2 separate regions of the Homo sapiens genome follow, and region 1 is linked to region 2. Evidence: chromatin contacts called from ENCODE Hi-C or POLR2A ChIA-PET data. All regions are on one chromosome and are shown on one strand. The core of a region is the stretch at or near the end of the contact, and the rest is flanking DNA. Distances in the headings are between cores, read along the strand shown.

Evidence for each region. Hi-C counts contacts between places; a loop is a spot of excess contacts on that map. ChIA-PET counts read pairs that join two places held with the same protein, here RNA polymerase II (POLR2A). Pooled maps may share reads with other maps.
Region 1: a pooled map shows a loop between it and region 2 (8-fold over the local background). The contact joins the promoter of ITGB2 here to the enhancer-like site in region 2. A Hi-C loop is called at or near these places in 2 of 50 pooled maps. POLR2A ChIA-PET finds 5 or more read pairs at or near these places in 2 of 52 experiments (B cell and GM12878).

What each region holds. Positions count from the first base shown.
Region 1 is chr21:44,919,040-44,922,719 of GRCh38, forward strand. ITGB2 (integrin subunit beta 2) reads right to left here and starts at 1,860. Exons shown (of 16, transcript NM_000211.5): 1 at 1,782-1,860. ITGB2-AS1 (ITGB2 antisense RNA 1) reads left to right here and starts at 1,996. Exons shown (of 3, transcript NR_038316.1): 1 at 1,996-2,288. RefSeq lists a silencer at 451-510.
Region 2 is chr21:43,351,391-43,355,089 of GRCh38, forward strand. No RefSeq gene overlaps it. Among named protein-coding and RNA genes, the nearest start is that of LINC01679, 9.1 kb to the right of the region's middle. RefSeq lists enhancers at 1,472-1,771, 1,912-2,001, 2,172-2,411 and a silencer at 2,822-3,151. Within about 2 kb of position 1,406, at least 3 of the 41 ENCODE cell types and tissues checked have a DNase peak (open chromatin) inside an H3K27ac peak, as active enhancers do; they include B cell and GM12878, where a contact is called at or near this core.

The DNA.
Region 1 (3,680 bases), core at 610-3,109, 1.6 Mb after region 2:
TGTTCATTGAGTGCTGGGAGTGGAAACTCATACGCTGAGCGGCAGTGACGCTGCGGAGCTGACAAACCCCACAGCCCGCCCGGTCACCTGCTTCACCGAGGGCCACAGCCCCCCCGGGGTCAGGTGGCCACAGGGGTCCTGGCCATGTGGGACATCTGTTCTGTGGCCCTGCTCAGGATGGCACCCGGCGGGGACTGGCCCTGGGGCCGAGGCATGGGCTCAGCCGCCGCCCTGCAGGGACGTAGCCAGGGACCTCTTCCCAGCAGAGGGACTCCCCCACTCATCCCCAGAATACTGAGGGGCACGCTGGGTGCCAGGCTGGCAGGGACCCTGGGGATTCTGCTGTGAGCTGGATGGGGAAGGAGTTCCTTCCTAAAATGTGGAGTCTGGAGGCCACTCTTGGTAAAGTGCTGGCCCCCGGGGATTCTGCAGTGAGCTGGGCATGGATTCTGCAGTGAGCTGGGCTTCACTCATGGTGAAACGCTGGGGTGACGGCAGACAGCCCAGAGCTTCTAGCAGCTCATTTCTGTGAAGCCTCCAGAATCCGGCCTCAGCCCCCAAACCCGCAGGCGTTGCGCCACCGTCACGGGGAAGGCGAGTGACAGCGAGTGTCCCCTATGCCCCCACAGCTCGCTCCCAGGCTGAGCTCTCCGGCCATCCCCCCCCTTCCCCATTGCAGCCATGCCACCCCTCCTTCTCCCCACCCAGGAACTGACAGAGGAGAGGGGCCCCGGATGGACAGGGACAGCAGGGCAGAATCCCAGCTCCCAGATCCAGGGGAGGGGGGATTGGGTGTGGGGACGGTGGTGCAAGGGGTGGTGCCAGGGGTGGAGGATGCATGGGGAGGGCTGGCCCCAAGAGTGCAGTGTTGGGGGAAGGGGGCCAGGTGGGCCTGGGACCCAGGGGCGTGGCTTCAATCCCCCTCCCACCAGGACCTTGGGAATGGCCTCCAGGAGCCTGTTGTGGGGAGGCCAGGGTCACCAGCTGAACCAACTCGACCAGAATCGCACAGCGGTGCCCGCTCCCCTACAGCAAGACGTCACCCAGGGGTCCCCACGGAGGAGGCAGGGAAGCTCGAGGGTCCCAGAGGAGCATGGAGCATGTGCCACACCACACCACACTACATTACACATGTGCACCATACATGTACATACAACAGACTCCCCACATCACATGCGCACACTCGCACACCATACATGCACACACACACACCACACTACGCTATGCCACACACGTGCACCATACATGCACACCATGCCACACTACACACACGACACTACACACCACGAACCACACCACACCATATCACACACCACACACTGCGAGTCGATCTGGAGATGGAATCGCTGTAGCCAGGCGGGGCAGCATGCAGACAGGAGGGCCTAACACAGGCAGGCGCAGCAGGTTCACAGAGGAGGCCCCGGGAACCTGCCTCCTGCCCAGCCCGGAGCACCAGGACCCCCCAGCCGTCCCCCTAGGGGCTTGTGGGCCCAGCCTCTTCCTGGCCTTGCCGGCCTCACAGCCCCTTGTCCTCCCATGCCGGCCCCATCCTCAGCCGCAAGCGCTCCCAGCACACCATGTGGCTCTGCTCTTGGTGGCAGGCACTTCCCCTTGCCGGGTCTCAAAGGGGACCCTGGAGCAGACGGTCTGGAGACCCCTTCCTGCCAGACACCCCTGGGCCGGGGCTATAAGCAGGGCCACCAGGGTCACTCCAGGCTGGGGCAGGAGAGTGCTTCCCTCCAAAAATCACCGTGGACATAGCGGGGCCTCTGCACACTCACCCTCGGTGTGCTGGAGTCCTCGGCGGTGCTCCTGGCTGGGCGTGGGGGCTTTGCTACCAGTCTGCCCTGGGTCACGTCTAGAAACCTCAGCTGGAGGCGCGGGTCGTAAAGTCCTGACACTTCCTGTTCCTCTCAGCTCCTCCTTGGAGGAAGTGGTGGGTTGCACCACCGTGGCCCTTCACCCCTGCCCCTCTCCGCTCTACAGCAGCTCTGATGTCAGAGAGCGGCCCCTTGAGACAGGTGGGACATGTCATTTCTCACATGAGGTCCCGGCGAGAAGGACCTGCTTCCATCAGATTCACACTTGGGAGAGGGGCCCGGCCTCCAGGAGCGCCAGGCAGAAAGGGCACCCATTAGGAAGAAGAACACAGAGGCCATGGGAGTGAAAAGTTTGATGCTGGAAAGCAACAGTAGCACATTCTGCTACAGAGCGGAATGAAAAACCCTGGGGAGCAAATTCCTGAGCCAGAGAATGGAGCGGAGGAACCAGCCAAGGAGGATAAAGAGGTGGGAACAGGCAAGAAAACCTGGGTGCGTGCACGCATTGACATCCACCTGCATGTGAGGGCGGGAGGGGACAGAACAGGGACAGCGAGGAGGAGACACTCAGGTCACAGGAGGAAGGCTGCGGATCTGGGCGGGGACGTGGATTGCGAGGCCACTGAACACCCCAGGGATGGATGGATGAGGTCCTGTTAACTAGGGACATTAGGAGGATACCACAGAACACGAAAGGGAAAATACTACAGGCTCAGAGAGAGAGAGAAGGGAGAGGAGGAGGAGGAGGAAGAGGAGGGAAAGAGATTATACCTAGAAAAAAAACCCAAATCAGACATCTTCAGAGCAAGGACTCAGACACATTACTACCCTAAACTCTGTTTTATTTATTTATTTATTTTTATGTTTTCAGTTTTTTTTGAGACAGAGTTTTGCTTTTGTCACCCAGGCTGGAGTGCAGTGGCGTGATCTCAGCTCACTGCAACCTCTGCCTCCCGGGTTCAAGCAATTCTCCTGCCTCAGCCTCCCAAGTAGCTGGGATTACAGGCACATGTACCACCACGCCTGGGTAATTTTTGTATTCTTAGTAGAGACAGGGTTTCACTATGTTGACCAGGCTGGTCTTGAACTCCTGGCTTCAAGTGATCCATCCACCTCTGCCTTCCAAAGTGCTGGGATTACTGGCGTGAGCCATGGCTCCCGGCTCCTAAACTCTGTTTTAAAGATGTCTTGCAGAAATAGACATGAAGAAATCCATGAGAAATACAAGAGCAGATGATACAAAGTTGGGCAAAGAAATAAGTAAAAATTATGATGTCATAACCTGTTGATTTAAAAAATAGTGGTAAGAATATTAACGCTGTGAAACAAAACGCCTAGAGGACTGGGTTGGGAGGGGCCAGGGAGCACATTGCCGTTCCATCCTATCTGGGGAGGAATATAGATGCTTGTCAGTGGGCATTTTGATAGAAAATATCTAAGTATATATGCTAACAATTCAAGAGTCTCCTTAAGAATAAAAATAGCATGTATATACCTGAAAAAAAATATGACAAATCTTTATTTTGGGCATGGTGGCTCAAACTTGTAATCCCAGCACTTTGGGAGGCCGAGGTGGGAGGATCACTTGAGCCCAGGAGTTCGAGACCAGCCTAGGCAACATTTGGAGACCCAGACCCTCATCTCTACAAAAAAATTTTCTAAGAATTCGCCAGGCATGGTAGCACGCGATATGGTCCAGGCTACTTGGGAGGCTGAGGTGGGAGAATTGCTTGAGCCCAAGAGGTTGAGGCTACGGTGAACCATGCTTACACCACTGCACTCCAGTCTGGGTAACTGAGAAAAAAAAAAAAAAAAAAAGGCAAATCCTTTAAAAGAAAAAAGTAAGGGAAAATAGAACAA
Region 2 (3,699 bases), core at 156-2,655:
TCTGAGATTCTGTATTTGTCTTTTTGGCATCCATTTGTCACAGGGCCAATTGTATTCACTATAATTTTCTTATTTTCTGTATTCTTGATGCTCTGGCATTCAAAGACTCTTGCAGACTGTCCCTCCCAGAGCTGGCTGATTTCAGAGCCAAGATAGGGCTTGGCCTAGAGCAGCCAGTCCTGTCTATACCCCAACCATCCGCTTCATCTCACTGGTACACCAAGCCAGCATTTTCCCTGCCCTAGATGACCTCAGAGCCAGGCAAGCAGGGACAGCCCCTACGCCCCAAAGTCCAACAGAATTGTTCATGCCAGCCAGTCCTGAGTCTACCCGCCTGCCCTGCCTTTCCCAAGGAAACCCCAAGAAAGGCTGGTGCCTACTCCTCCCCAAACTAACTGGCATTTCCTGGCCCTGTGATGCGTCGCAGGCCCCTCCTCTTGTAAATACAAAAATCTCCTTTCTGGGATATGGCCTCTTCGCGTTGACACTCAGTCATACCTCCGTAAACTCACTCCCGGGTTTGATTTTAACCCCACGTGTGCGTGTGTGTGGTGTGTGTGTGCATAAGCTTAGCTCACGTTTGTTGCTCAACACTGTAACCATGGGGGTCTCCAGTGCCGTTAGCATCCTTTTTCAATGTAATTTGTAATGATTGTATGGCATTCTCTCCTATGGATATACCCAAATCTCTCCTTTTGCTATATTGGATTTGCTTCTGTACATTTTTTAATTACCCTGAGATGAATCTTTTTCTGCATCAATATTTTCCCATAGCTTGGGATCTTTCCTTATGTTAGAGGATCAGAAATAGAAGCCCAGGATTGAAGGAACGTCTTCAGGTTGCAGATTCACGTTGACAACATCCTCTAAAAGTCTACCTGCATTTACGCTCCACTGAGGATGATCAGTTAATACAATTTCACTAGTTCAACAGGGAAACTGTAGTGTCCGGATGTACATTCTTTTGTTGACGAATGAGGTCGAACTTTCTTCCCGGTGTTTAGTGTTCCCTTATATTTACATCCTTGAGAACTCCCTACTCCTCTTCTCGACCTGCCTTTCAAGTTGAGGTATGTTTTAAAAAGGTAAACTGAGGCATAATATACTTTTTAAAGAGTTGACTTGAGCAAACCACCATTCATGAATCAGGCAGCCCCACACCAGAATGGATCAGGAGCTCCACCAAGGGAACACAGGGGCAGCTCTCCTAGGACATGCGCAGATGTCAAGCAGAGAAAGTGGTCTGATTGGTCGCAGGTACGCCATTGCCTGTTGTACACCAGAGAAGGTATCTGATTGGCCACAGGCATGCAGTTGACACACATAAAGCAGAGAAAGTATCTGATTGGCTGCTAGCAGGCAGAGAAGGTATCTGATTGGCTGCAGGCATGCAGTTGCCTGACATGCACCAGAGAAAGTATCTGATTGGTCGTAGGTACAGCAGTTGCCTAAGGTGAAGCAGAGAAAGTATCTGATTGGCCGCATGTACGCAGTTTCTTTATTGGGTCCGTCCCATTGGAAAGTCCCTGGTTATGTAAGTTTGTTGGCTGCCTCTGATTGGTGGAGCTTAAGTTCTGTTTCTCTTTAATGCAGGCATTTACAAGAAATAGCTCAGTTTCGCTTACCTCTGCAACTCAAGCTGGGGTGAGATCACTTGCGAGGACTGCCTGGCACCATTCGCTTGGGCCTCTTGGGGCCTAGTCTCCGATTTAATGTAACGGGCCACTGAGACTTCTTTATTTCCGTTTGGAGAAGTTCTTTGCTTATGAGGGGATTGTTACGGGTTGAATTACGTCTGTCTCCATTCCACTCCCCCATTTCTATGTCGAAGTCCTGACCCCCAGTACCTCAGAATGTGACTCATTTGGAAATAGCTTTTTGCAGATGGAATTGGTTAAAAGGAGGCCATGCTGGAGTAGGCTGGGCCCCTAATCCAATGACCACTGTCCTTCCGAGAAGGGGAGATTTGAGCACAGACAGGTGCTGGAGAACGCGTGTGAAGAGGGAGACAGGGACCGGGATGACGCTTCCACCAGCCAGGGAATGCCAAGGGTCCCAGAGGCGCAGAGAGAGGCCGGGGCAGACGCAGTCCCCCAGCCCCGGAAGGAACCAGCCCTGCCAACGGCTTCAGCTCGGGGGTCCGGCCTCCAGCAGCGCAAGAGAGTGAATGTCTGTTGTCTGGACCCCCGTCTGTGGTGCTTTGTGCAACAGCCGCGGGACACCCAGGGGTCAAGCCTGACCAGCCGGATGGCTGCCAGCATGGTCTCGATTTTCTCCATGGGGGATGGAAGGCAGCTCTGCTCCCCTTTCCTGGCAAGGCCCCTCGGAGCTGGCCCTGCACGGTTCATGTCACAGAGGGGCCCGATCCCCTTTTTCTCCCCAGAGAGGAGCTCTAGGGGGTTCCCGACAGCCCAGGACGACATGACGCAAGCAGCCCTCAGTCCCAAGTCCCCTCTGTGACACCCGCTGCAGGTGCCAGGCAGCTGTTGGGGGGCGGCTGTTGGGGAGCCCATCTGAGGGGCTTCCAGCCACAGCTGGTGAGGGTCCCTTGGTCCTCAGGGATGCATCCTGGATAGGAGTCCAGGACTGCAGCTCCTGCTCACCTGGTTGGGCAAACTGCGTATAGAACGAGGGCCCCAGCACCAGGAAGGGCCCCCAGCACAGAGGATGTGGGATGAGAGTGGTACTGGGCAGGGTGGAGTTTCAACAGACAGAGGTAGAAGCCTCAGGCCAGCACAGCCCTGGCAGCCTCGTGGCCCCCAATGCCGCTGGGTCAGAGCCAACAGGACAGCCTGGCCTCACGCTGAGGCCACAGCAGGGCGGGCTGGGGCTCACTCCCTGCACATTGCTTGCACCTCTGCTCTCAGCCCCACGCTTTGTTTCTAGGGGCCCGGAAGCTGCACACTCACTTCCAGAACTCCCGTGCCTACGGGCGCCTCAGCCAGCTCTGCCGCAGGAGGAGGGGCAATGCTTCTTGCTTCCAGTTGGCATCGGCGGCCCCTCCGGTCAGGGCAGGTGTCCTCGCCCTGCTGGGGGCAGCCCCTCTGGTCAGGGCAGGCATCCCCACCCTGCGGGAGGCGGCCCCTAGGGTCAGGGCAGGTGTCCCTACCCTGCTGGAGGTGGCCCCTCACCAGCACATCCAGAGCCAGCTGCAGCTCTAACAGCTCGGCAGCACAGGCTCCATGGGCAGCAGCAGCTCCTGTCACCAGGAGCACCCTCCTGCCCTGGCCTCCCCCAAGCCTGCTTCTCCCTTCTGCTCTTCTGGCACCTCGGTAGCTGATTCCTGGTGTTAAATCTCCTCTGTTGGAACATGTAGACCAGCTGGTTTTCCTTATAGGACCCTGACTGGCAGACCTACTGCCCTTTAGCGAAGTCAAGAATCAAAGAGCACCTCCAAGCCAGGTATAGGCCAGATTTGCTTCTGTGACATGTCCCATGCGGACCCACCTGAGTGTGACCACCCCATCTTACTGCAAATACAGGTGACAGCCCCAATGCAAATACAAACACAAATACAAGCACAGGTGCAAATGCAACTGCAAGTTCAGATGCAAATGCAATTTGCAGCTGCACCCGAGACCAACCCCTCCCCACCACAGATGCACACGCACACATACTGACATATTCACACACACATACTGGTGCAGCCCTGCAGCTGCACCCCTGAGACCACCCCCTCCCCACCACAGATGCACACGC